Linked DNA regions of Mus musculus: regions 1, 2, 3, 5, 6 and 7 are each linked to region 4. The links are chromatin loops, found by intact Hi-C in ENCODE. Cell type or tissue: heart. All regions are shown on one strand.

Evidence for each region. A loop is a pair of places that touch in the nucleus more often than their neighbours do. Peaks named below come from ENCODE experiments on the same cell type or tissue, not always from the same donor. Only the 100,000 strongest peaks of a DNase experiment are listed, where the experiment ranks them.
Region 1: it touches region 4 in a loop (8-fold over the local background); 8 of 42 quality-filtered maps call a loop at or near these places.
Region 2: it touches region 4 in a loop (5-fold over the local background); 5 of 42 quality-filtered maps call a loop at or near these places.
Region 3: a loop joins it to region 4, with 9 times the contacts of the local background. A loop is called at or near these places in 38 of 42 quality-filtered maps.
Region 5: it touches region 4 in a loop (6-fold over the local background); 2 of 42 quality-filtered maps call a loop at or near these places.
Region 6: it touches region 4 in a loop (6-fold over the local background); 11 of 42 quality-filtered maps call a loop at or near these places.
Region 7: a loop joins it to region 4, with 6 times the contacts of the local background. A loop is called at or near these places in 2 of 42 quality-filtered maps.

The regions. Positions count from the first base shown.
Region 1 is chr4:25,279,833-25,283,832 of GRCm38, forward strand. Ufl1 (UFM1 specific ligase 1) reads right to left here and starts at 1,989. Exons shown (of 20, transcript NM_001355512.1): 1 at 1,844-1,989; 2 at 791-936. The coding sequence starts at 1,920. In heart, a CTCF peak has its summit at 1,751; a DNase peak (open chromatin) is centred at 2,009; H3K4me3 peaks cover 1,610 bases; H3K27ac peaks cover 1,178 bases.
Region 2 is chr4:24,964,341-24,968,340 of GRCm38, forward strand. It overlaps Gpr63 (G protein-coupled receptor 63), which reads left to right and starts at 2,100. Exons shown (of 2, transcript NM_001379626.1): 1 at 2,100-2,284. It overlaps C230012O17Rik (a long non-coding RNA gene), which reads right to left and starts at 3,135. Exons shown (of 3, transcript XR_881168.2): 1 at 3,084-3,135; 2 at 1-2,610. In heart, a CTCF peak has its summit at 2,067; a DNase peak (open chromatin) is centred at 2,091; H3K4me3 peaks cover 1,805 bases; H3K27ac peaks cover 1,389 bases; H3K27me3 peaks cover 845 bases.
Region 3 is chr4:24,718,633-24,722,632 of GRCm38, forward strand. The region is part of intron 4 of Klhl32 (kelch-like 32); the gene reads right to left. Among named protein-coding and RNA genes, the nearest start is that of Gm31436, 52 kb to the left of the region's middle. In heart, a CTCF peak has its summit at 2,364 (motif pointing right); no DNase peak of the experiment used is centred here; H3K27me3 peaks cover 378 bases.
Region 4 is chr4:24,896,033-24,900,032 of GRCm38, forward strand. Ndufaf4 (NADH:ubiquinone oxidoreductase complex assembly factor 4) reads left to right here and starts at 2,051. Exons shown (of 3, transcript NM_026742.4): 1 at 2,051-2,270; 2 at 2,541-2,644. The coding sequence starts at 2,135. It overlaps Gm46848 (a long non-coding RNA gene), which reads right to left and starts at 2,090. Exons shown (of 3, transcript XR_001784261.2): 1 at 658-2,090. In heart, CTCF peaks have their summits at 1,003 (motif pointing left) and 2,004 (motif pointing right); a DNase peak (open chromatin) is centred at 1,999; H3K4me3 peaks cover 2,205 bases; H3K27ac peaks cover 1,029 bases.
Region 5 is chr4:26,344,771-26,348,770 of GRCm38, forward strand. It overlaps Manea (mannosidase, endo-alpha), which reads right to left and starts at 1,882. Exons shown (of 5, transcript NM_172865.2): 1 at 1,827-1,882. In heart, CTCF peaks have their summits at 1,674 and 2,226; a DNase peak (open chromatin) is centred at 2,141; H3K4me3 peaks cover 2,056 bases; H3K27ac peaks cover 1,625 bases.
Region 6 is chr4:24,494,689-24,498,688 of GRCm38, forward strand. Mms22l (MMS22-like, DNA repair protein) reads left to right here and starts at 1,763. Exons shown (of 24, transcript NM_199467.3): 1 at 1,763-2,377; 2 at 3,150-3,275. The coding sequence starts at 2,220. In heart, a CTCF peak has its summit at 1,771; a DNase peak (open chromatin) is centred at 1,673; H3K4me3 peaks cover 2,560 bases; H3K27ac peaks cover 1,537 bases.
Region 7 is chr4:26,333,243-26,337,242 of GRCm38, forward strand. It overlaps Manea (mannosidase, endo-alpha), which reads right to left. Exons shown (of 5, transcript NM_172865.2): 3 at 3,379-3,488. Among named protein-coding and RNA genes, the nearest start is that of Manea, 11 kb to the right of the region's middle. In heart, no CTCF peak of the experiment used is centred here; no DNase peak of the experiment used is centred here.

The DNA of each region.
Region 1 (4,000 bases), 380 kb after region 4:
AGTGGTATCTAGTGACAGGCTGTTTCTGTTTCAGTCAAACTGCTCAGTCTGCTCAATTGCTCAAATTTCAAAAACATAAAGCAAAACAATATTTTACGTTTGATGGTGCTAACTGCACTTCATAATATGGTGGGCCTCAGGCCACAGTACATCAATTTACAAAGTTTCTTAAACTTAGTAATGCAGCTTTAATATTTGAGATCTTAAAACTTTATGAAATCTCTATTTCTCCTTTATAATTAAGTACCTGATCACTGGCAGCTAGGTATTCACCCCTAGGTCATGAAGTGTGGGTATATATATATATTATACACACATACATATATATACACACACATATATACATATATACATATATGTATATGCATATATATACCACATATATACTATATATATCACATATATATATATATATATATATGGTATATATACACATACACACATATATAGTACATTTAATTCAATACAACAAAAACATGGTATTTGTTAAGTGGCAATAGTTAAGGTCATGTTTGCATGAACCTGTAAGATTATGTTCATATGAACATACGAAGGTTGACTGCATGATCCTATGAAGGCTGATCATCAAGTTATCAGTAGAGAAGGGTTACAGCTCAGGGGTAGTATTTGCCTAGTTTGTGCTCTGGATCTGATACCCAACACAAAGAGGAAAGAAGGAGCCATTGAGGAGAATGCCCTATAACCTCCACGTAAGTACTTATTTTTAATTTAATGTATTTTCTTCAAACATCCGGTAAAGACAAAAGCATGACACTGAGGAATTACTTACCACCTCGGACATGTAGCTCGTCTCTCATTTCTTTACTGATTTGGGCTGGAGTGATATATTCCTTGCCGTCAAGTGTATGGACTACTTCCAGCTGTTTCTGAGAGATCAATTTATTCACAATCTCAATGCAGTTCCGCTCTGACAACCTGTGCGAAGCCAGGAGTTTAAGAGTGTACTTGCTATGCCGCCCCCCCCCCCCCCAGGTATTTGAAAGCAAAATTTTGAGTAACTTCTACATTACAAAATCTGTCCTTTATTAGTATGATGATATTGGTTGAGTAATTTAAAAAGAAAACTTGAGAGTAGGTTTATATTCCCTTGAATTATTTATTTAATTCACACACGTCACTGTATTATGATTCTACAGATGTTCTCTCCTAGTCCTGCCTTCAAGTATCAAATTTTCCAGCTGAAAACAAACAAACTTTTCTTTAAAATCACAGTATGTTGGCCTTACTGGTACAGTTGGTGTACAGACAGGTCATGTGGCTTAGCAGAACTATAGGTACTATAATGTTAGCTACTCACAGCCATCTTGCACTAAATTTTTTCCCCGGGTTTTGTTGTTTGTTTGTTGTGAGAGTGTATGTATGTCTGTAGCTCTCAATGTTATAGAACAGCATCAACGGACTACTGTGTTTAGGTCCAAGAGAAATAAAATACTACAAGAACTCGTTGACAGGGAGACAAAGTCTATTCGCCTTATATATGCGATGTGTAATCACGGGCGCAGAGTCGGGGTAATTCGGCCACTCCCCCATTTCTGGAGTGTAGAAAAGTTGGTGTCCCGGAGTCCCTAAAATATGACAGATGGCATGTGGGCCTGGCTTAGATCTGTGGCTGCACGTAAAAAGGATTTGGAGGAGGGACAGACTACTTGCTGCGCGCTGCACTGGGGACTTTGCAAGCTCGCCCTAGGCCGGGCAGCGAGCGCCTCTACCGACAGCCGCCGCAGCAGACCGGCTCCGGGGTCCCACCGCGTTCCGGCAGGCAGTGCGGGAGCGGGGCAGCGTCCCGGGCCTAAGCCGGCTCCACACCGCAGGGAACCAGCACCTTTGCGTGGACTCTGCAAACTGCGCCCGCTGGAAGTCAGCCGCCAGCCGCCGGATCTCCTCCCAGGCGTCCGCCATCACTGCTCCGCTCGCCCCGACACAGGGAAACGGCAGACACGTCAGCCTTCAGCCTGCCGCAGGCACCCCGGGACGGACCGCGCAGAGGGCCAAGAGACCTGCGTCAAGGAAATTCGCGAACAGAAACGCGACTGCCGAGCTCTCCGCCCTCAGCTGGGCGTGGCCTGCGGGAAGCGGCTTCCTAAACTCCTACAAAGCCAAGCTGATGCTGACTCAGTAATCCTTTTTGCAAGGTTCCTGTTTCTGTCCAGCAACCATCAAATGATCTTCCGCCCTTGCTGAGCGGACGAGACATACTTCTTTTGTGGGACTCTTACAAACCGTGACTAATCCACTTTGAACAGTGAATGGGGCTTTTACTTGAGCCAAGAATGAAGTCAGTTTTAGAGAAACTTGTTCCACACTACTGCATCAGTTTGAATTTTGTTCTTCCAAAATGAATCTATTTGGGTATAGCAAACGCCATGGACTTCAGTTCATGTGTTCTAAAGCTTATTATTATTATTATTATTATTATTATTATTATTATTATTATTATTTACTCGGACAAAGGAATAATCGTTGCTGGGAGTGAAACTAGGGAAGGCAATGGCATTGTACTTCTTAGACAAGATAACTGCTGCCATTGTTTATTCACACATACCATTTTCCAATCTTAATCAATGGGGAAATCAGAAGGCTGATTGTACTTAGTAAAGAATATTTTGCTTCTTTCCTATGTAAATATATTAGTCCATATAACACGTCCAGTAGATAAATCCATTTGGCTTCTGAAGTGCCTAGCTTTGATTAAATTTAGAGAACTCCATGATAAAGCTTGGCATTCCATCTTATCCTTTGAAGCAGACTCTCTCAGAAAGGTAGGCCAGCCTCCCATCAAGTAGGTTTACTGGCCAGCCAGCCCCTGAGTTTCCTCCTGGCTTCATCTCCCAGTCAGGTTGATGATCATACCCAGGTTTCAAGATGAGCTTGGGCTCTGAATTCAAGTCTGTATGCTTGCACAGAGAGCACTTTAACCTTCAAGCATCTTCCCACCCATCATTTTAAGTGCTTTGGAGGGAGGGAGGGAGGGAGGGAGGGAGGGAGGGAGGGAGGTAGTAATTTTTGACCAATATATGATATTACAGAGGAACTTTAAACAGAGCAAACACTACGCAGCTGTTTTTTAAAGGGTAGGAGATTCTTTTAAAGAACGAACTTGTATAGATTTGGAGAGCTGACATTCCATTCTTTATAAAATTTTATGATAGCTGTCTGTAGTTGTACAAATACCTTGTTAATGTTGACATGCAGACAGTCTGTGGATAGTTGATGTCTTTAGCTACAGTGTGTACAGGATTTATTACACATTCTTGGAATCATTTAGAAATTGTCTTTTGACATAAAAACAAATTAGAGACAGCAATGAAACACTGTGATGCTTGAACATATGCATACATGGATAACATTTGCATTATATCAAACACCTAACATATATTATCCAAGATTAAACATTTGACATCCTTCCTCCTAGTGCTATAAGATATAAAGTACGTGGTTGATGTGATGATTTGTATATGCTTAACCCAGGGAGTGACACTATTTGGAGGTGTGGCCTTGTTGGAATAGTGTGTAGACATGGCTCAAGAGTTCTCAAAGGAGAATTTCTTTCCTTCTTTCTTCCTTTCTTTTCTTTTCTTTTTCCTTTTTCATTGGATATTTTATGTATTTACACTTCAAATATTATCCCCTTTTCTGGTTTCCCCTCTGGAACTCCCTTCTCCCATCCTTCCCTCTCCCAGCTTCTATGAGGATGCTTCCCCTACCACCCACCCATTCCTACCTTCCCACCAGGGCATTCCCCTACACTGGGTAATACAGCTTTCATAGGACCAAGGTCTTCTCCTCCTATTGATGCAGACAATGCCATCCTCTGCTACACATACACATGGAGCCATCCAAGTGTATAGTTGGTGGTTTAGTACCTGGGAGCTCAGGGGTGGGGGTGGGGTCTGGTTGGTTGATATTATTGTTCTTCCAATGGGGTTGTAAACCCCTTCAGTTCCTTCAGTCTTTCTCCAACTTCTCCATTGGGGACCCA
Region 2 (4,000 bases), 68 kb after region 4:
ACAATTAGAAAGTTTCCTATGTGGGAAGAAACAAGCGGAAGTTAACATATTTTAATTTTATTACATTCTCTGTGTGTGTGTATGTGTGTGTGTGGGGGGGTTCATTCATGTTGAGGCTGCTGTGTGGTGGTCAAAGAGCCATTTGGGGGAGTTAGTTTGTCCATCATCCTGGGGACTCAAACTCAGGTCATTGGACTTGGGTGGCAATCAGCTTTACCCACTGAGCTATCTTCCCAGTGGGAAAGCTGGTACTTTGGGTAGGAAACATCAACTTCTCCATTCTAGCTCTGAAAAGACAGAATAGTTATTAAGTTATAAAAAAGAAGTTAGGCCCTGTGTCCTTGGGACACTGAAATTGTGACTATTTGTGAACCCCATTTTCCCCAGTTAATGACTACGCACTTGGAAAGAATTCCTATAGACTGTTATGCAGGAGAATCGATGACCTAAAAATAGAAGGCCCAACAATGAGTACAGGTTGGTGTATTTGCTGGCAAAGGTGCCATAGGTTAAGGGGAAAGTTAAATAAAATGTCAAGCACAGGGTTCCATTGGTCCAATGCCCCTTGGCCTGCTCACTTGCTGAAGACATCACATGTTGAGGAGGATGGAAGTGCATTCGAAGTTACAGTTCTAGCTCCTGCTTAGAGAAAACAGAATCCGTACAAGGGAAACACAGGCAAATGTGGAGAGAAACTGAGTCTTTAAGTCCAGCAGAAAAAAATTTAAAAAGGAAATTTAAAGATTTTTTTTTTTTTTGGGGGTAGGGGGTGACTACGTCATTACTAGTCTTTATAAATAGGAGCCGATAAATTACACAGCCTTCACTACAGATTTTCTTAAGTCCCTTTGGATTAAGTCCTGGTTATTAGATCCAGCCATCCCAACTGCTTTATGATGGATTCTCTTCACTAGGACGGAGCCTTCCTTGTTTCTTTTCCTCCTCCCCTCTTCTCTCCTCCCTTCTCCTCCCCTTCCTTGCCCTCCCTCCCGCTTTCTTTTCTCCAAAGCCTGGAGCTTAGTTTCTCTCCATCTGGTAACACAAATTGCTTCTACCTCTTGCAAGCAGCCGTGTACTCCACAGTGGCCTAAGGGTAAGAACCAAGTTGGTTGAAGCCAGGGCTAAAAGGTGCAAGCTCCTTTGAATTAGAAAATGTCACTCATACCTTCAGAGTCCTTTGCTGGGACTGATGTTTGAAGCCCAGGCTGGATCATACCCCCTAATTGCCTAACATCTTCCTTTCCATTTCCGTTAGAGTGGTCCCACAGGACTGCGAAGCAAGGATTGAAACCAACAGATACAACAGCAGCTTTGGATGCTGGTCTGCTGTGGAGTCAGGAAAACTGCTAGTGCTCCGAGCCTCCTGGGCCCTCCACTCTGCCATAAATGTGGACGATGGTTAGGAAAACAGTAAGTGTCATTTATCACTTGGAAGCAACATTTCAAAAGCACCATAACTGAGATTTGATGGTGGTATCTTTCCTTCAGGTTCTTCCTGAGTCCAGTTTGGTGATCATGAATGCCAGTGGTTCTAGCAATCCAGGTGGAAGCCACCGGGCAGGTGAGCATGGGTCAAAGCAAGGCATGTCTGCCACTATAGTTCACGACTCCTTCAGCGGTCCAGGTAAGGGTCCAAGCTGGTCTTCAATGTGAAGTGCTCCAGATGAGCCCCTCCTCACAGTGTTGGAAATGAAGAAACACCCGGGAGGCTGCCCAATCAGCGGAGGGAAGCATGGTCCCATTGGGCGCCGATTTTAGCTCTATGGTAAGTGTGGCCCAGGCAGGGATGGGGGGTGTTAAGATAAAGATCTTAACAGAGGTGTGGGCAGTTCAAGCAAATGTGAGGTTTCCTGAGCTAGCCAGCAGTGGCTACACATCTTTGGTGTAGGGTCTGAGCACTTAACTCCCGTTTTAGGGGGTGGGGTGACCTGGGGACCTGGAGCGAGAGGAGTCTGAGTTTAGACTGCAGAAGACTCCCGGGAGCCTGTCTGAGCTGCCCCCTCCCCCTTTCCTTGCCTCCACCCCACTCCTCTCTTCCTTACCTCGCGGCCTAACCAGCAGCGGGCGCCTTTAAGAGCGAGCGCTGGTTAACCGGGGGCGGGAGCCGCCGGCAGCCGGCAAGGCGGAGGCACTGCCGGGCGATGCCCCGACTCTCCGCCGCCGCCTCGGCCTCCTCCTGCGCCGGGGGCTCGGAGCTGTGGAGCTGCGGTGCGATGTCCGCAAAGTTCCGGGAGGCAGCGGTCGCCTACTCCCCGCCGTCCCGCCGCGGCGCCTTTTGTGCGAGGTGTGAGCGCTTCCCTGGCAGGCGAGCGCATCCTGGGCGGGCGGGCGGGCGGGCGGTCGGTCGGACGGGCTGGCTGGTGGCGCGGAGCGCGGCTCTCTCCGGACCCCGCGGCAGGAAGCGGCTGACTCGGCAGCCGGCAACCCGGAGAGGCTCCCGGCGCGGCCGCGGCTTCCCGGGGCCACGCGATGTCCTGCGCTGCTTCGGGCCTCCTTGATCCCCGGTGCTCCAGCCGGGGCTCCGCCGAGCAGACCTCGCGGAGGGCTGTGACCCTCGGGAACTTTCCCGCCCTGGGCTCTCCACTCTAGGCTGAGACTCAGCATGTTCGCCTGGGTATTTAAAAAAAAACTTAGCAACGTAGCTTTATGAGAAATTAACCCCCAGGGCTGATCCAGTTTTCAGAAGTGATCTTTGATGAAATATTTGGATTGTCTGAAATACTTAGGAAATACAGGCTTTTGCGTTAGAATGCACCCCCACCCCCGCCTTCGCCACCCCAGTGAGGCAGGGTGAGGTTTAGTGGCATCCTTTTAAAAAAGGATTTTCTTTGTTTATCGACAAGTTTGCTTTTCATCATGTCTTAGATTAAGAATGCTCTAACTTCTTAAGGATTTTATAAGTAATATTTCTAGAAATGGTAAACAATACTTGGTTTATTGTATAATATGACTTTACTTCAGACACTTTTACCCAGGAAGGAGGTAAGCAATCATTTATTTGATAAAGGCTAATAGAAAGTTCATCTCCTGCGGACGGTCTTTCTCCACGGGTCCCACATGGGAAGGAAGCCCCACATGCTTACCTTTCGGGCTTCAGTTCCTGCATTCTGCGTTCTCCTGTTAGTGTGGTCATCTGATGTCAGCTGGAAGTCAAAAGTGCTGATAAAGAGTTCTGTGCGGTATTACACAGTATCACATAGCCCACATTTTAGTGACACAATTGATTGTATCATCTAGTTCACTTGGAACAATTATAATCAAACTCTCGCCCTTAAATCCTGAACTTTTCAGAGTAAGTTATGCATATGTTTCATATATGTGGAAGAAAGATACTTGCTACTAAAATAGTAAGGATAGCTAAGGAAATGCCTTATCTGTACCATGGAAGTTTTGCAATAACAGAAATAGCCACGAATACTGTAAAAAAAAATGGGACATTGATTTTTGTCTTGGAATATAATTTTGTCACTTTGTTACATATATGTATGTATATATACACATATATGTATATATGTGTACATGCACATTTATATGTGTGTGTGTCTGTGTATGTGTGTATGTACTACCAGAAAATGCTTACAGAGTTGTTTTAATCATCAGTTCTGATGTGTGTGTGTGTGTGTGTGTAATTTTTTGTCAACATTCTTGGAGAAGTATTTGCTCAGAAGTCTCATACTTAAACCCCTAACTCTGGGTGCAGTTGTCCCTTATGTTGGTTGTACTTTGGGCAGGTTGGTAAGGGTTTGATGCTCTAAAGGTGGCTGTGACTGAGTCCTGGGCAGTGTGACTTCTTTGAGATTATATCGCTATACTTGACTTGGGACGTATATTGTATGAGGATTCTTTTTGAGACCTTTTCTCTGTACTCACGTGCATGGATATGGATTTATGTAGATATAATGATGTCATACAAGCCCTGTGTCTGTCATGTATCTCTGTCACCTGTCACAGGGAAATCATTCAGGGACACAATGGCGCATGCTCACTAAGAACAGCAGAT
Region 3 (4,000 bases), 180 kb before region 4:
CACTTTCAACACTATTTTGGCTATTCTTGGTCTTTTGCTACTTCATCTGAGTATTGCAGTCAGTTTGTTTAGCTCCTATAAATATCCTTCTGAAATTTGGTTTGGATGCATTGACTCTAATCAAGTTGTAAAGAGCTTCTTTCTGGACAATAGCTACTCCCTGAACAGAGACATTCCTGACCTCTTTCACGAGAGTTTTGGAGTTTTCATTATGGAGATCTTGTACATTTTTGTTGAATTAATGCCCCTTTATTTTACTGTTGAGGTAACTGGCTTTTAAGAATAATTCTAATATTTTAAAATAATCAAAACACCCCAATGGTGGGGAATATGTTGTGACACATGAAAATTATATGAAATTAAAATTTCAGTGCCAACTGAGTTTTACAGATTTGATCTTTCTCAGGCAGCTTGTCAGTTACAACAGGAGGCTTAAAGTAGCAATGGCATGGCCCATGAAGCCTAAATTGTGCATTCTCTGCCCTCTTACAGAAAATATTTGCTGATATTTGTTGTAGAGGGAGTTTGAGGGCAGGGGGTCCGTAGCACAATATTGCAGCAAGTGACCAAGGTCTGCATGACATTAGCAAGGGAGCTAGTTAGCCTGTGCGGGCCAGTTATGACGCATGAGGGATTCCAGCATGAAGGCAGAGAAGGAGACAACTAAGACCTACAAAAGCACGTGGAGTGGGTCAGGGGAGGCTGGGATGATGAGCCAAGAGTGGTCTGAAAGCTCGGAGAGAAAGACTTCCATGGAGACGGTCCGGCTGTAGTCCCTGGAGCTGAGTGGCCATAAGGGGCAACATTTAGTTTGTATTTGCCAATATCCGTGTCTTCTAAGAACAGTTTCTTAAGCTGAGGGCATGGTAGTGAGCACTTTTAATCCCAGCACTCTAGAGGCAGAGGCAAGCAGATCTCTGAGTTCGAAGCTTCAGTCTGATCTACTATGCAGAGTAGCCCTGTTTCAAAAGAGAACAGTTTTTCTAGAATGCTAGAGATAGAATCCTTCAGACTTGAGGAGTGGAAAGATGTGTAACAGATGTGTAAAACTGAGGGAAAACGGGTTTGTGGGATACATTTTTGCAAATGAAAAGGGTTTTGTTTTCCTTTTAATGATTGGGTAATAGAGTGTGCCTGTGTACTGTGGGATTGGGATAATGCAGTAGAGAAAAAAGAAATGGAAAACAGAGAGACAGCTACAAAGTTTACAGGCAGGAGGACCGAGCCAAAGACTGCGAGCCTAGGGTGAACCATCAGCCCCCAACCCCCAACAATTAGGGATGCACACCTTCCACAGGGAAAGATGGAAACGAACTGAACAGAAATAGACATGGGGATGTCTACGGACACGATGTCAGGCACATGCAGCCTTCTCTTCCTAATTCCCACAGGAGAATTCCCCCATTGTAGATGTTGTAGGGAAGGTAGAGGCAGTGTGAAAAGACAGAAGCTGTGAGAAACTTGTCAATAAATGGAGGGAGGCAGAACAGATTAGCACTGCCTGGAAAGGATGTGGATCCGCCCTAGATTTAGACCATGGTCTGAGGTAGTGACCTTCAGCAACAGTCAACAAGTCCTCACCACTGGATTCAGGCAGGACTCCTCAGATGGGCTACAAGTGGGACTCAGGGCTGCTTCTCTCTCAAGTCAGGGACTGGTTCATGCTGCACCAAAATTCTGACACAGAGGCTCCTCAGAAGCTGCTCCTTACAAGAGGCTCCTCAGAAAGTCAGTTTCTGTACAGTTTTTTTTTTTGGTGGTGGGGGGGTGAACTCCCTTATTTTTTTTTATTATATTCCATACACAATTCAAAATGCCACTCCTATCCCGTTTCTTTAAAAACGCAATCATACATCAATCTGTCAATGCCAATCACAGTGTGATAACTCATTCAAAAGCATTCAATGTAATTTTCCCTTCAGTGTCCCACCCCAGTATCCAGTAATCCTCGACAAACAGTAAGACACCACTAAGTATTTGCTAAATTAATAAATTTCATTTGAGAGCAAAATATTAAGAGATGGTTCTTATGACTTACAAAGAATATAAAGATTCAGAAATTAATGTACCACATTCAAATCAATTCCTTCATTTGAATGTTCTTAGTGATAATCTGCTCAAATGGAATACTTATAAAATAAATCTTTTGACAAACTCTATTTGAGGGCTATGGATATAGCTCAGTGGAAAAGCATTTAACTAGCATGTGCAAAGTCCTGGGTTTAATCTCAAGTATTGGAAAAAATAGCTAGGCACCTATGCATTATACTATTCGTCAGAAGAAACATATTGCTATCATGTTTTCTAAAAACATTGGAATTACAAACCACATATACCAAGTACCTGGTACAAATACTAAATGTCTCCAGCAGAGGGCTCACAGACTCCATTTTTAGGGAAAAGTTTCCCCAGTAGCCTTCCTTGGTTAAACTCTCTGAGGAGGCAGTCCTTAGAGTTATACTCCTCCTCTGGTCAAGCCACCACACATCTCTGAATCCAAAATGAAAAAGGAATTTCAGTAAGGCATCATTATTTATACGCCCAGCACCTGCAGGTAAGTGTACTCGACTAATTCCAAGAAAGACAGTGAAGTGAATTACAGCGTTTGTTTTTATTTGTTCACTATGAAGTTGAGGCTTCCCTCAGATGAACTGATCTTGAAGGTGTGATCCTCCTGCCTTGCCTCCTGAGAGCTGATATTACACACAGGCACAATCCAAATCCAGTTTATGTAACTATTTAAACATCAGGAACATAAAAGTCAGGGAAGACAGGAATTTGAAAGCAATATAATGGCAGAGAAGAATGTAAATAAATAATGTTAGAAATGTCATAAATAATCCACCACACACAGCCTCCATGTCTCACACACAATCTCCATGTTCATACTATTACAAGTGGACTCAAAACTAAACCCAAGGACTGAAGAGATAGAGCAGTGAGTAAGTAAAGCGCTTTCTGTGGCAACCTGAGGGCCTGCGCTCAGATCCCAAGCATCTGTGTATAGGATGGTGTGGCCATGTACATATAACCCAGCAACTGGGACAGAACCTTCCCCCACCCCTCAAAAGAATAGGGAGCTTACTGGGGGAAAAGTCTAGCTAACTGGTGAGCTTCAGGTTCATTGGAAGACTGTTCAAAACACAATTTTTTTATAGGGGAAGATACTGTCCTCCATATGTTCAGGCACACATACATCCACCACACATCCATGTACACACACTAAAACAGAAATACAATGATGTACCCTTAGATGCTGAAAACACTAAAGATAATTCTAATTCCTACAGACCCAGAGATCTACAGCAAGTTTTCCTACAGATATTAAGATGTAGAATATTTTTCTTGATAATACTTTAAATAAGATTAGAAGGAAGAAGTAAAACACAAAAAGAAAAGAAAAAAACTGTTTAAAACCCAAGCATTGCTTTCTGATTTTTACGGCAGATTTCAGTATAAAATTCAAAATATAACCAGTGTTTCTTAAAGATGTCAGTGTCCCTCTCTAGGGGACAAGTGGAAAACTCACGTGGACATCTCCAGTCATCCAGAAAGGAGGCCAGCTGTCAGGCAATGGAAAGAGCAGTCATCAAAGAGTTCCCTACAGCTGTAAGCCTCAATGTCCTGCAGCAATGCACATGTAAGATTTTTATTTTTAAAGATGAAAATTCCAAACTTAACTCTGTCTAACATGTAACCACATTTTTACTGTTTTTCTGTGTGGCAAGACATTCAGTTTTCCAGTGCTCCGATGGGAAAAGATGAGCAGAAGCCCCTTAATGTATTTTTCTTGGAATTACTCACTACTTTATAAACAGTACAGTGCAAAGACTATACTTCTGGGTATGTGTGTTGTTGGTGAAACACTCATGATTAAGTCAACTGGCACAGGCATGGCCAAGCCATCTATACATGCAGGCAAGTGAGTGTTTCCCCAACTCTGAGAATAATTACCCCCAGTATATATGTATTGATATGATTTTAAATATAAAATTATTTC
Region 4 (4,000 bases):
TGCTTTAGGAGGGAAGGTTCAACCAGGAGGAAATTGCTACACAATGGTGAGGGAAGCTTGCAGGTTCTACCTGATGGTGACTATTACTGCTGCGAGTGCGAGGCAAAGGCAGATGGCATTCTAGACCCTTGTTATAATGCCTATTGATGTTCCAGCCTTCCCAGGTTCAACAACACCATCACATGGAAAGAGCATGCTAGTCAATGATTGAAACTGATCTTGGCATAAACACCCACTTTGTCCTGGCACCATTTGGGCATACAGCACGAAACAAAACAAAGGAAAATGTCTCTTCTCAAAAACTAGCATTTTACTGTTTTGGTGATATTTGGAGTTCATCACTATCATTCATTATCAGCTATCAACCTTACTTCAGTTTGGCTGAGAGAAAAGCAGACTTCTGACTTCCCTTGAGGGTCTGCCTTCAATCCTCAGGCAGAAGCCAGAAAGAAAATCTTAAGTTCAGACCTTCTGCTACATTGTATGTCTTGACAAGAAGAGCTGAAATTATGGATTTATGGTCCAGGATTTTGTTTCCATTCTGATTACCAAAGTAAGATAGCCAAAGGTGGGTTCTGCTGGAGCCTCTCTGCCTTGTTTTGGTCTTTAAGGGTCTGAGTAACCCCAGGCCAAGGCTAGATAAAACAATAGGCTCACCTGCCACTGTCTCTTCCAGTGTCAAATCCAAGCTTTCCTGCGTGTAGAAATTCACAGATCTTTAATTTTGTACTATCTGCTGTCCTGGACTCACTCGAAACTCTTGTGTAAGGTTACTTTCATGTAGCCCTAAGTTTGGTGGAATCACATGAAAATTTAAAATACTTTAGCAGGCAGTGAGTGGAATTGCTACTATAATTCTTAAAGCACAGAACAGACTTAATGAGGCCAAGGAACATTTCTTGATGTCCAGAGAAATTGGTTTTAAAAAAAAGGCACCCAGTTATGAACTTGTTTAAAAAGCTCTCAGATGGAAATCTTGGAGCAGACTGCCACCTTCAGGATAACTAACAAATTAACTCACTGAACACGGTTTTAGCTTCTACATAACCCATCTCCAGAGACAGGTTTCATAAGCAACAGTGAGAACTTTACCCCTCTAGTGTTTTCTCTATTATGAAACAGTTTAATTAGTAATAGTCCTTAAAAAAATGAAAACCCCTCCCCCTAATTTTTTTCTTTAAGTTGGTTAGACACAACTAATCTATTCACCTAACCAACCAGGCTAAAATCTTTAATAGATTTCACAACCACAGTCTGGGAAAAATATTAATTCGAAAACTTATTTTCTTGCTGGTGGGCTTTAAAAACTATGGGCCAATCACATTGAATACTTTCGGAAACGTAAAAGAAGGAAGAGACAAAGGGTGGGTGGAAGAGAAGGGGAAAGGAAGATAGAATGTGTACCGTAGATTTTTTTTTTCTTTTTCCAAATACAGCGTTAAGTTACACCAGGGTTTGCCAAGATTACAGAGACTCGAGAGGCAGTAGAGCTGAGAAATGGGGCTGAGAAGAGCACGGTGATTCAGCGCTAATGGAGGAGTATGTCAAGTTAGTACTACTTATGAGAGAAGGGGAAGGAAAGCCTAAAACTCATAGCACTAGGGACAAAGTGGCAGGAAAATGGTATGTCAAGATAGTGAAAGAGTTAAAACAAACAAACAAAACCAACACAAAATTGGCTCAGAAAGCTCCAGGCAAGGGACAGGAAAATAAGGGCTGTTAGAATGGAATTGCGGCTGAGAACAAATATTCTCAATTTCTCAAAAGCATGGGCAGGTAAATTCAGAACCTTGACCCTGCGCTCTGCCCTCTGAAGAGGTTGGAAGATCTCCGCTCCACACTGGCTACTCGGGATTTTGCAACCGTGGGATCACAGCAGCTCATCCTTAAAGACTCCGGAGTCGCCGGCCGGCGTCCCTGACAACGCCCAGATGTCTGCGCATGCGCCTGTGCGGAAGGGTGGGCGGGGCGGAGTCCAGGGTGCGTCCTCCCGGCCACCAGGGGGCGACGAGCGCGTCCTCGGCGTTTTACCGGTGCCTGGCCCCTGGTGTGCGCATGCTCCGTGCGTACAGAGGTCACCGGTGCCGGTGGCTTCTACACGTGCGTAGTGAACTAAGGGCATCATGATTTAGAGATGGGGGCTCGCGTGACCCGCGCCTTAAGGAACTTCAACGTGGAGAAGCGAGCGGAGCGAGAGATCAGCAAGAGGAAGCCCTCCATGGCACCCAAGCACCCTTCTACCCGCGACCTCCTGCAGGAGCACCGGAGTCGTGAGTGCAGTCCCTCCCAGGCCTCCGGTGACATTGAGGTCGTCCCCGCGCGGGCCCCGGGTGGTGGCGGCTGGAAGGAATCCCGGAGCCCAAGGCAGCCCGCGCTCTCTCCCGGCGTCTGCGCAGGCTGCACGCAGACTCTCGTCCAAGTGTTTGCCCCAAGATGTCCAGATGATTTTTTTTTTTAATATTGTACATGTTTACGAGTTTAGAGATTTTTTTCCTTAAAAAAAAAAAAAAAAGATACTATGGCTTATTTTCTTTCCTTAGAGTATCCAGAAATCGAAGAAGTTGTTTCTAAAAAAGATAACAAGCTGCTGTCATTGCTAAGAGATGTATATGTCGATTCCAAAGATCCGGTGCCTGCCTTGCCGGTAATGTATACGTTAATTAAGTTGGCAGTTTATTTTGGAGGTCTGAGAAAGTGATCAAGAAAAAGAGGGCAACGAGTGAAAGTGCAAAGTGTGTGTGTGTGTGTGTGTGTGTGTGTGTGTGTGTGTGTAGAGGGGAGCAGTCAGTGTAGAGCACAGACAGCTAGACACAGGCAGGCCTGGACCCCCTTCGATACTTAGGGTATACTTAGGGTATACTTAGGGTATACTTAGGGTATACCGAAAGACCTGTGAAGGGATTGATTGGATGGACCTGTGTGAATTGTTTATTGCAGAAGTTGTAGGGTTGGGTTACGGCATTTTTTAGTGGTTTTCTGAGTGACCAGTATGACTTTGAGAGCTATTTCATATTCTGTAAATTAAGATGCTCTTAATGACAACCTCAGTGTTTGGGGGTTTGGAGTGGGGGCACGTTCATAGTTTTGAGGATGTGTCCCAACAGGATATGTAATATTATATGTAAGTTAATATAGCATGCTGGAATGATGGGTATGTCTCCTGTGTCAGGTGTAAGTGTTGTGTGTAGTGATTAAAACAGTAATTACTCTCTGAGGCCCATGGTACGTTGCGGACCACAGACCATTCCGTGGATGAGCAGCTGTACAACTATAATGTAATTACGGGCTGGGGAAGATGAAAGGCTGCTTCTGAGGAAGTGACATTTAACCCTGGGCCTGGAGTGCAAATTGAAGTTGCAGCCTGGAAGGCAAAGAATTAGATTAAATGAAGAGGAAGTACCAGCCACAGCCCTCAAAGTTTTTTTTGTTTTTTGTTTTCATTACAAAACTTTTTTGTATTATCTAATACTGAGCAAAAGACTGCAATTACAGCTACTTCTATAATATTCATAATTTAATAGTGACAGTAGGATTTAGTTAGTACCAGATTTTCACACAATAAAGATACATTGATTGTTGGCCATAGTGTATTATTTTTAAGCTCAGCAATACTTGGAAGGAGGGTTTCCCATTTATGCTAAGTATGAGGTGCATGTGAGTGTGTGTGTGTGTGTGTGTGTGTGTGTGTGTGTGATTTTTGTGTAAAGATACTTATTTGATATTATACTTGGTATTTAGTCTGTTGAAGTGACCAGTTTAACCTCTTCAAATAGGTGCCAGTCACCTAACTATAATTTATTTACTAATTTTCTGACTTCTGTTTATAGACTTATTGGTTGTTTGGTTTTTGTTTCATCTTTTTCTTTTTCTTTTTCTTTTTCTTTTTCTTTTTCTTTTTCTTTTTTTTTTTTTTCCAAGATAGGGTTTCTCTGTGTAGCTCTGGCTGTCCTGGAACTCACTCTGTAGACCAGGTGTTTTTTGTTTCTTACCACTAGACCCA
Region 5 (4,000 bases), 1.4 Mb after region 4:
ATATATATATATATATACACCCTAGTGTATTTATACTCTACTAGATCCCAAAAAATATTATATACCTCTGATTATTATTCAGCTTACTTAAGTTTTGGCCCTCCTTTTTCTTACAATGGTAGGTATTCAGCAAATATATCTGTAACATATTCTATTATACATATGCAGACCATATTTGTGTGAGGTGTATAAACAACACTGTAAAAGAAAATTTATGATTTGTGTGAGGTGTATAAACAACACTGTAAAAGAAAATTCATGAAGATTCAATAATTTTGAAGACCATCTAAACAATAGAGCATCTTAAATTTTGTGACAACACATTGCCCCTGAAGCATAAAACAAGCAGTGCTCTTGCAGGAGACAGACAAAGAAACTACTTTACTTAGCTCTAACTAAAGAAAGAGGTTTCATAAGTCCCTTGTGAGAAAAACAACTACCAAACTTCCAGTCAACTGCAGGTGTGTAGCTTCTTAAAGCAAGAAGCTCAGGCTACTGACTACTAACAATGTGTCCTCACTCAAAGGGAAGTTTGCACTACCCCGAGTTAGAAAACTAGTTCTTCTGAAACCATGCTAATTTTATGTTGTGAAAGTCAAGTGATTTCGAATGAATAGTACTACATACTCCTCAAGCAGCTAAGAGATCTAAATAACCCTGAAGCCGAATGTTGTGGATTGTTTTAAATGCATTTGCTCATATTATATAGCTCAGGAAAATGCAGATTCCATTTTAAAGTTATAATTAAATTATAAAGATTCTTCCTGTTTTATTTCATTCTGTTGATGCTATTTTCTTCTAATTTTATGCTAGAGGAAGTACCTACAGTTAGATACAGCTAACGCTCAGAACACACATCTAAAACTTTCAGAATCTTGCTCAGGTCAAAGTGTGGGTAATCTTTTGTACACAAGTTCTGTCCGGCATAATCTCATTTTCCATTTTTATCTTCACAACCGTCTATGAAACAGAACTTCATGTTACAGGTGATGAAACTGAGCAGAGAACTTTTTCCAAGATTTTGGGCTAGTAAACAGCTGAGCACCCTACAAAGGCAAAACACTGTACTGGACCTTAGGTTCCTGGCTCCAGCCTGCCCTGAGCGGCCTCAAGTAGAGAAGTCATACTACAATGACATTTTTTCACTGTGGAAGGTGACTTAACAATGGTTCCCTCGCCTTCCGCTGTAGCTCACACTTAAGGAGAAGGCAGCTAGCTCATTGTGTTTATTTTCTGACCACATACTCAACTCATTGCTTATTATAGGAATAAGAGCAGCAGCTTTGTAAGTGTAACTAACCTGAAATAGTTTCACCAAAACCTACAGTAGTTCTGCATTTTTTTTTTCTTCCAAGCTGCAGCCCACACATTGCAATGCGATCAGACCAACCACTCTCATTTGTCTTTCTAAGCTCATTCCAGACCCACAACAACGCTCACGAAAGCCTCCTTGTAAGCCATTTTCAGTACTTCTCCCACTATATTATCCGTTTATGTCTTTGACAACAACAAAACAAAAGTTTTAAGCTCCGGTCCTCGCCAACTTGTTCCTCCGCAGACAGAAAAGGAGACGGCCACCCTGAAGGGACAGTGGAAAAGGCAGAGCCCGGCCAGTTAAAGGAGAACAGAACAAAGACCCCGGAGGAGGACGCACTTGTCCTGGCGGCCTTCGGGGTCGTAAGCTGGGCTAGGAGACGGCCGGGCGACCGCCAGGGGCCTCCGCTCGCAGGTTCGGGGCTCAGGACCGAGTGGTGATGAACCACCTCAGGGCCAACTCGGGCATCCAGGCAGACAAGGACGGGCTCAGGCGCGGTGCGGACACTAACCTAGCGGCGGGGACCGGCGCGGAACCGGGCTGCTGGGCTGAGCGCGACTGGATTCCTAGAGGCCCGGGGTCAAAGGGCGTCGCAGGCAGGCGGCCCACGATTGGCTGGCGGGCGAGCGCGCAGGGGTTAGCTGCGGAGTCCCTGTGGGTCTCAGTTCCGGGGCCTCACAATTGCTCACCGGGGTCTGGGACCCTGCCTCCGCGTGGACCCACCGGATAAGAGAAAGAACCGTGAATCCTACCAGGGCTGACAGCTCTTGCGGCCGCACCGCTACCCCTCCCAGGTCCCGCCTCCTAAAGGACAGCGCGGGGCGTGGCTCCAGGGGTTGAATCTCCGAGAAGGCGGGGCTTCTGGGCGGACCTAAGCGGGCGGGGCTTTCGGGGAGAGGCTCCGAGTCCCCTAGCTTGTCCTGGAGTCTACTGCAGGGTCATGGTGGAGGAAACTACATTAAGTCAGACAGTATCCCTTAATTGCTCCAAGGAGAAATGAAAGTTCTTTTACACTTTTGCCTCTCAAGATAAGCCAAGACTCTCTGATAGAGACCAGATGTGTTTTGTTTTTCACTTTTAAAAAATCCTTTTAAATGTTACTCAGATTTATAATACATTGGGTATTTCCAAAGTTTTAAAGTTGAAAACGTGTTTTAGTTTATCAAACAGTTATTGGCAAGTCAGAAGTAGACAGACAGATATATTAAACTTCCACAAGTATACTAGGAATCAATACAATTGTACAATACAATTGTGTAATTGTACAATTACAGTAGAAAGAGAATAAGTCAGAAGCAAAAAAAAAAAAAAAAAAAAAATTGCAGCAGAGGCGAGGCTGCATCTGGGGTTTCCATCTTACATCAGCCTCACATACCAAGAGGATTCTATGTTTTGTTTTTGTTGCATGGTAACAAGGCAATCTTGACTCAAGGGGTAGAACTTTCAGATGTGATGTTGTGAAAAGTATTGTAAAGGCTTCCCTTTAAAAAACTACCGGATTATAAAAGAGATTTGAAATATACATGTAAATAATGAAAGAAAATACCCTAGTGATGGCTGCAAAAGCTTAAGGCAAAGAGTCTTGTTTCACTATCACCATTAAGCAGTATATTGTGTTCTTAAATATCTTGCTCTTTTAAAAGTAGGATTTTGAAAATATGTAGTTTCCTAAAAATCCTATCTTCCTGGCTTTGCATATTAAATAAGTGAAATATTTTCTGATTTTCCATGCAAACATGTTTGCTACACATTTATGATTTGAAATTCCTAAACATACAATCTATTTTGCATCAACTAGTTTGCTTCATCATTATAAAAACTGTCTTTTAATGTTTTCCCCAAAATGTCATCAAATTGAATTTCCTTTAAGTTATGTGTTCCCCTCCATCCTGAAGATATCCGCCTGTTCACATCCCTCTGGCTATTAGGCTTACTGGAAAAATGACTGCTTTCAATCTAAGTTCATTTTATTTTGGATATTTTAATTAATTTCTATGTGAAGAAATAAATGTACCTTATGTACAAATACCTTCACTTTGTGCATTGTCTTCACTTCTGTGGTATCTTGATAATCAAAATCCTTAAAGTTTAGGATATTTCTTGTTGCATTTAAGAATATTACAATTGTGTAACCTTGCATCAGACATTAAATTTTTACAATTGACACAAAAATTTGTGGTACAACTTTAATAGTGTTGTGGTAACATCAAGAACAAAATGTTGTTAGTAGCTCTATTCAACATAATACTGAAGTCCACCTTACTGTATCATTTTTAAAATGGTCATGAACTATTCTCTTTTGCTTCTAAAAATCTTAGCTTTAGTTATATGAAACATTATACATAGAAATGAATGAACAATATTGACAATCAGTTAGAGCACCTATGTACCAGACTGTATGTACATATAAAATTTGTAACATCATTTTTCTTATTGATTTTATTTCAATTATGTTAGCTAAAATTGGGTTTTTATACATTTTTACAAATTTTAGAATAAACTAGCCAACATGCATTAAAAGACTCTGGATATTGATTGTATTTCAATAAAATTTTAGAGTTAAATTTATAGAAATTTACAGTTTAGAGATATATTCTCTGGGAAAATGTTATGTTTATAGATTTATATTTGAGACTGGTATGTTCCCCAATGAGTCTTAGTTCATGTTACTTAAGTTTTTGCAGG
Region 6 (4,000 bases), 400 kb before region 4:
ATCCAAATCTTTTATAGCCGTATTAATTTTCTATTGTCAATTATTATCAATTGCAGAGACATTTCAATTTTCTAATTAAGATTGTTAGGTGGATGTGGTGATGAATGCTTGTAGTCTAAGCTACTTGAGAGGTTAAGACAAGAAGACTAGGAAATTGGGGGCAGCTGGACAAAATACCAGCATTTCATCTTTACAAAACAATATTATTTGAATATTTCTGTTGTAACAGTATTATGTTATATTAATAAATATATAATAGCTATTTCTATCTATGGAAGCTTATACTTAAGTTCTTAACATTTCTATATCTTGTCAAAATTAAGATAAAAATAATTACAATTTTGTCTGATTCAAAGAAGAGTCTCTAACTTCTCTTTAGTTCTTTTCATTTCTAACCTGGACTACATACACTTGATAGGCTACACCCTTGCTTTGCGCTTTGGTTTGTTTTGGCCGACAGGAGTGAAACATGGGATGTGGTTTACTCCTTTCAGTGTTTCCCCCACTTGTCTGTGGTGGGACAGTTGTGTTTGTCTGTGAAGGCAACCACTGTTGTGTGACGATAAGTTAGGTGACTGCATCCTACAGGCACAGGTCTCACTCCTCTCTAGTAATCCGTGTTGATCCTTACTTTTCTGCTCAAGAATGATAATTGTCTCTATTAGCTGTGGGTGCCTAGTCATCCCATTTTGGGATCCAGTAACCATGGACACACCTTTGTAAGTGACCATTTCATTAAGTATCACCTTAATTGGCCTCTGTCATTTCTTTAGTTCTTCCCACTCCATGATTCACATAAGTTGAGCTCACATAATCAACATCAGGTATTTAAACAAACACAACAGACAAGAGTGTACTGGAATGTTGATGGGAGGAAGAAAAATGGCCGTATGGTATGTTGTCCTAATTGCAGTGCCAACACTAGGTATTCTCATATTCAGAAAACATACTCTTGACATCACTGTGGAAGAGACCTTCATGATACAATACTCATCACCAGCTATCATCAGCAGTCAACAAAAAAAAGCATCAGGTCTCAGAGTACCTCAACTGGGCTGCACAAATACATGTACTATAGTAGCCCTACACTGCAGTGGGAATTTTTTTTTTCTTCCGCTTCATCCCACATGTCATTTGAAAATACGTTGATTTTAACATCTAAGAGTTAGGGTAGGTTCCCTATGAAGTGGATGCCCGCAAGTAAAGCAATATATTTAAATGCAGCAGGCATTTGAATCCCCATGCCCCCCACCCCCATCTCAAGACAGTAATATTCGAGTCAACTTTAAAGAACACTTTAATAAGGAAAATGGATCGGAAAATATTTTTACAAAATTGTAACTCTTGTCCAGAGTTACAATGTATTGCAAAGGGAGCAAAAGTTGTTATGTCTGAGGAAAAAAAGCCATCTAACTTAGTCAATGTGTCCCTTGTGTTCTGGGTCACTGCTGCAGAGCAGAAGGCATCCAACACAGGAAAGCCGGGGTGGGCCCCAGGGCAGGAAGAGGGTGGCCGGGCTGCGGGAGGCCGAGGCAGGCGCGGGGCTCTCCAGAGCCCGGCCTGAAGCTGATCCCCGCCGTTCGCAGACCCTACTTCCAGGCTTCAGCGGAGAGCTGGCCACCTCGCAAACTCTCAACGGTACGGAGAACCGTGAAGAGCGAATCCCTGGACTTGTCCGGGCCGACGGGCTCTCGCGAGATCTCGGTCCGCGCCAGTGAGGACTCGCGAGAGGGCGGCGCCGGAGGCGGGGCACGCCGTGGCGGGAATTTCGCCTGCTTCCGGTTTCCTCTGCCCGGCGCTGCGTTCCGCGTTCTAGGTTTGCGGGGGCCTGCGGTTTTCCCGCGCGCTCGCCCGCCCCGAACGCCGCGCTGGGACTGAGGGAGACGGAGGGAGGCGGCGGGGCTGCGTGCTCCATCCGGGCCGTGCGGGGAAACCAGCCTGAGGAGGTGCGCGAGGGCCTCAAAACCCACGGCAGCCCGGAGGGAGCGAGGGCGGCGTTGGAAGGCTTGGCGGCTCCGGCGCCTGCGGGACGCCCGGAGGATTCTGGACCTGTTGCCTTCAGCTTCTCTGCTTTCACGTTGGTTTCCCCGGGTGCTGAGGGCACATTTTGGATCTCCGAGGTAGCTCCTTACCGTACTTTCAGCCTCTTGCAGCTTGTCTTCGGAGCCCGAACGTAACTGCCCGGAACCGCGGTGGCATTGCAGAGCAGGATGTAAATAATGGATGGCTGTTCAGCAGCGTCGACCTTCTTGACTGACAGCTTAGAGCTGGAGCTGGGGACAGAGTGGTGCAAACCCCCCTGCTTTTCTTGCGCTTTTGACAACAGAGAAGGAAAATTCTCTGGAGAGTCCTACCTTGCCAGTGGCGCCCTTAAGCGGTAGGTTAAAAAACAAACAAACAACAAAAAACCGAATTGAAGGTCCCCACCCCCAGCAATGTTGATTATCACCAATGTCTAACGTAGGTGCTCAGCAAGCCTCGTTTTACATACGCTTAGTATATAGAAGAACTTTCTGGATAATTGATAATCTCTTAGGAGTGGGTAGCTGGATATTTAATTTACTTAGACTGGTTTCAGAGCAGCCTAGTCTCTTGGAACTTGTATTTCCTTTTAAGGGGTAATAGTTATCTATAAGTTTTCAGTAGTTTATAAGTAGAACCTGATAGTTTTTGTTGCACGGGTTCTTTCCATCCAAAGCATCGGCATACAGAATTCATAGACACATTAGTCGAATGAATATTACAATAAAATTGCTGTTCTTGAATTATTTAGGTAATGCCCTTTGAGGAAACTTCATTAAAGAAAACCATTTTTTGTTGATTGTATGATTATACCTTGTTAATAATTTGTTAATAACCTTAAACCACATTAGGTATCTATATGATGTCATTCTTCCTAATTCGGAATATTTGGTGTTCTGAAAACCCATTTTCTTGTTCAAAGATAAATTACTGTGACCTCAGACCACTTTGTATATTGCTTGGACTCCATTTAGATTTTCCTTTTGGACACAACATAAGGTGTCAAGTAACCCCTCCCCCCCCCCCCCAACACACACACACATACACATATACATATGTGTTTGTGCGCGTCATCATGGCATGTATAGTCTGGATTCAAATGATTTAAGTCATTGTTTTCATTACAGGTTAATTTTAAATCTTGATCCATTACCAACTAATTTTGAAGAGGATACAGTAGAACTATTTGGCTTCCAATGGGTTACAGAAACAGCGCTAGTCTATTCCTGTAGAGAGCTCTTTCATTTATTCAGGTATGTATGTGTCTATTTTTAACTCTAATGCTGTCTAGTTTTATATTGCTGCTTTTCCACTACTGATTACAAAAGCAGGGAAATTGCTCTTTTTTATTGCTTTGCTGGTGGTCTTACCAGGAAACACTCAAGCAGTTATGACTGATAAATAATGGTTTTAAGGAGTTGTTTATATTGTGTATATTGATAAGCGAAATCCTTATCAATATATATGTGTGTGATTTAATCTCTAGATTAAATTAGTCTCTGATTAAATTAATCACATGTGATTCTAGAGATCTAATCTAGGTTATTGTATATGTTAGGCAAGCATCATACTACTGAGCACTGAATACCTGCACTGTGTATAATGTACATATTCTCTATATAACATATTGTATATGCATTGTTTTTGTTTCTAAGACAGGGCCTCAACTCTAGCCAATGTGTAGCCTAGGTCAATGACCTAAAACTTACACAGCAATCCTTTCTTAGTCTGTGATGCTGGGATTACAAGCATGAACCATCATAGATAAAGATTTGAACTACGTGCCATGAACCCTCATAAAGAGATGTCGGTGTATCTTTGATGTAGTAGATGCTGTCAATTTTTTTTCTTTGTAGGTCAACACAATCATGCATGAATGTTTTGAGTATCTGTATGTATTGTATACTACATGCATGTGTGGTGCCCTAGAGGTCAGAAGAGGGCATGGAATTAGAATTATGGATGGTTGTGGGCTACT
Region 7 (4,000 bases), 1.4 Mb after region 4:
TGCTATTAGCATATTATATAATTAAAATTAATAGCTTAAACATAAGGCAAAGCCATGCCTAGAAACTCTTTTTCTAATCAAGCATTAACAAAAGAGAAGGACAACTTTTTTTAACCTTCCAAATAGAGAACTTTAAAATCAATCCAACCCCCAAAATCAGAAACAATTAATATAGGATAATCAACAAACTATTTTCAAAGTACGTTTGGTAAGTTGAAAAGCTACTGAGGTGAGCAATTAGTATTAAGCACTAAAAAATCTGAATATCAGCAAAAAAATTTTATCAAATATAATCTTTTACTGATTATTAAATATCAAATCTGATAAATGGAGAGATCAAGTATGTAGTTGATGTTTACTGAGGTCTTCATTACATTCTTCTTCTATATAAGAGCTTTTAGTAGAAATAAAAGGGGTCTATTTTCATGTATCATCAGATTTTAACAACTTTACCTTTAAAAACTTCATTAAAGCTAAAATGTCCAATTTTATTACCTCTCCCCACAGAATTGGGGCACAGACTGGACAGATCAGGGGCCCTGGATTTACTCTGCATGAAATAAATCAACGACTTATTCAACCTCAGTTGTAGTTCCAGAACTTGATGACTTGACTATCTGCAGGCGCCAAATGACAGTTCATTGAGAGATACTATCTCAAGGCTTTCTTTAGGGCTACAGAAATCTATGCTGGAGTTTAAATGATAAAAAGGTAAAAATAAAAAATCCTTCCTTGACCCTAGTTTGGATCTATAAATGACAGAAAAGTAAACTTCTAGAAAAATAAAAAGAAAGAAAGGAGAAACAAAAAAGGTAGACCAACAAACTGTGAAGCAGATACTGGGAAGTTACCCACTGCCTCTAACCTAAAATACCACATATTTTGTTGGTACAAGGGGAAACTGCAAGCAAATACGTTGCTGGGAAGTATAGAAAACTACATACTCATGTCTCCAAAATCCAACCCCAAGAGAGGAGACCCAGAGAATCCCAGAACCCCTCATGGGAGTTCCTTTGAACTAAAACTCTGAAACAAGGAATGTCAGATTAAGAGCACTGGCACAGGCAGGCTGACCCTCAGTAGGACTAAAAGTTTTATTTGCAAAGAGAGACAGGAATGGGCTGGTACAGCCATTATTCAGGGTTTCATTGGGTAACCCCTGCGTAATCAGGTTTGAACTGCACACAAAGGTAAACAGCTCTCCTACCAGCAAATTCAAATGCACAAGACTTCTTGGGCAGAAGAGGGCTTTCCTTGATGTTTTCTAATCAAGGAAGAAATTTTAATTAGAGGTTTTTTTTTATTTAATTTTTAAAAAACTTTCACCCTTATATAGATATTTGCTCTTATTTATTTGATTTAACGCCTATTTCTATTGTCTCCTCATATATTTCTCTAACCTACAACCCACATACTTTCTCTCTCATTTACACTTCATTTTATTTTCTTCTCTTTCCCTACCACTTCCTCTAATTTGAATTGCAATTTTCTAATGTCAGTAATCTTTAGGGTCTGTTTTCCCTAACAAATTTCCTACTTCCTCCCTGCTACTTACTATTTTACATGAATTCTTGTTCATACTCAACTTATTATCTTTCCATTCCTCCCCTTAGTAAGTAATATCCTAGCAAACACTATCCTTGTGCCTTTATTCTCTATGGTCCTTAAACTTAATGAGTTTTCCTAGTAGGTCTACCCATCAGTGAAGTTTTTCCTGCAATGTTCTGTTATTGAAGCTGTGCTGGATATTATAACTGATGCTCCCTGCGCACATGAGCTGTATTGCATGCCCAATACGGGAGCTATTAGGGGAAAGGCACCTTAACCCTGCTAAAAGCTAGTCCAAGACTTTCCAAAGGAATTTCAAATTTCAATGCAAACAAAAAAGGAGATATAATAAACACTCACAATGGCCTAAAACCAGATATACAAATACTGACAAAGAAACAAGGACCAGGAAAAGTTAAGGCAACATGACTCCTCTCAAATATTCAGTTCCACAGTGTTAGATTTTCAAAATGAGAAACCAGAATAAAATACCAGACAAGGAATTCAAAAGAATGATCCAAAAAAAAAAAAAAAAAAAAAGATTGAGAGAACCAACTACCTTCTGATTTAAGGCCCACTCTTTTAGATGAAACCCATACTAGAGCCTTTATAGGGCCAAGAATTTATGGCAAAATAAACCATAGTCTCTGAAGGAGAACTTACTACTATTATTTTGCTAAGTAGATATAATATTAAGCCAAATTCCTAATGACTTATCATTATACCCATAGATTAGTTCATCTGTAACCCTCAGAGACTATTGTTTCTGCAGTATATGTGAACTGGTCAAGATCCAGAGAATAAGAAGCTGTAAAATGCTTAGCCTTCCATGGGACATCAACATCACACATCTCTCTACTAGAAGAAAGAATCAATGCAGAAGAAGAGATAGAAAAAGTCTAAGAATCAGAAGCACAGATGACTAAAGGAAACAGTACTTTCTGGCTAAAACAGGGTAGGTACAAATACGAATGCATAGCAGTTATGTCAGCATCAATGAGATCTGTGCAAGCTCAAACTGAATACAATTGAGGCATGGAGAGGGGAGCTGGACATCAAGTCCTACACATAAACTGTTAGCTTCTGGGAGAGGTGCCATCAGTTTTCATTAAGAGTATGCACCTAACTAGGCCAATCAAACTCCAGTTGAAGGCCAAACATCCAAGAACACCAAGAAGTGGACTTGCCAGGATAATTAAACAGGGCGTGTGTGTGTTGGGGGGACTGAGTGGGTGGGACAAGGGGATGGATCTGATAGACAATAGGATGAACATTAACAGAATGAACTATATAAAATTTAAAATTCAAAGAATTGTCAGAAATTTTCTAACCAATTTATAAAGATGTAAGGTTATACTGTTAAGCATAGTAGTTTTTGGAATTTAGGGGATACTCAGACATTAATTTCACTAATTTCTATACTCTGTTCACAAAGAAACCCTCCTTTTCTTATTAAACCACATAGTACGGGGTAGACAAATTAGTACATGTCTTTAATCACAGCACTGAGAGGGAGAAGGCAGGATGACTCTGAGTTCCAAGTCAACCTGGTCTATAGGTTCCAAGCAAGAGCTACATTGGGAGTTCCTGTTTAAAAATACAACAAAATCTAATAAATGAGTATAAAACATGGTCAGTAAAATAGTAAGGAGTATCTTATATAGGTTCTGAAATTTAAATTATCAAAACAAACCTTTAAGATGCAGTATTGTTTTAAAATATTTCTACATATATCAAATTTTAATTAAAATGAGTACATAAAATATTATTACTATCATGAGGATAAGAGGATTAGCAATGACACATATACTTTTAAAGTAAATTATATACCTTCAGATTATATTTATGAGCTTTATCCAAAATGGTTGGCACCAAGTGATCAGTAGCTTCGCCATTGTCATCCCTTGAATCAGGTGGGTACCAAGACAGGGCCAGAACTCCTAATCGAGAAGCATAAGAAGGAACAAGAGCAGCAGGGCGTTATCAACAGTGATGCCGGTGGAGAGAGCTGGCGACATGACTAAGCACATTAAAAAAAATGATGCACTTATTTGGTTATGGTATCTAATATTTATGAACTATTTTAAGCAATTGGTATCTTCTGATATTAATGTAGTACACATTTTAGAATAATGAAGGCTCTCAGCAAGAAAGCATGTAGTCCCTATATATTATCTCCTACAGTTCCAACCATCTTCCCCAGTTCTCCACATTCACACCTTTCATTCATATGCAGTATTTACTATATTTGATGAACAGTATCATCATATTATTATTACTATTGACTGCAGCTTTTATTAGTGCTGTGAAATTTGGTGGATTTTAAGAAAAGCATAAGGTTGCTGGGCATGGTGGCACATGTCTTTAATCCCAGCACTTGGGAGGCAGAGGCAGGCGGATTTCTGAGTTTGAGGCCAGCCTGGTCTACAAAGTGAGGTCCAGGACAGCCAGG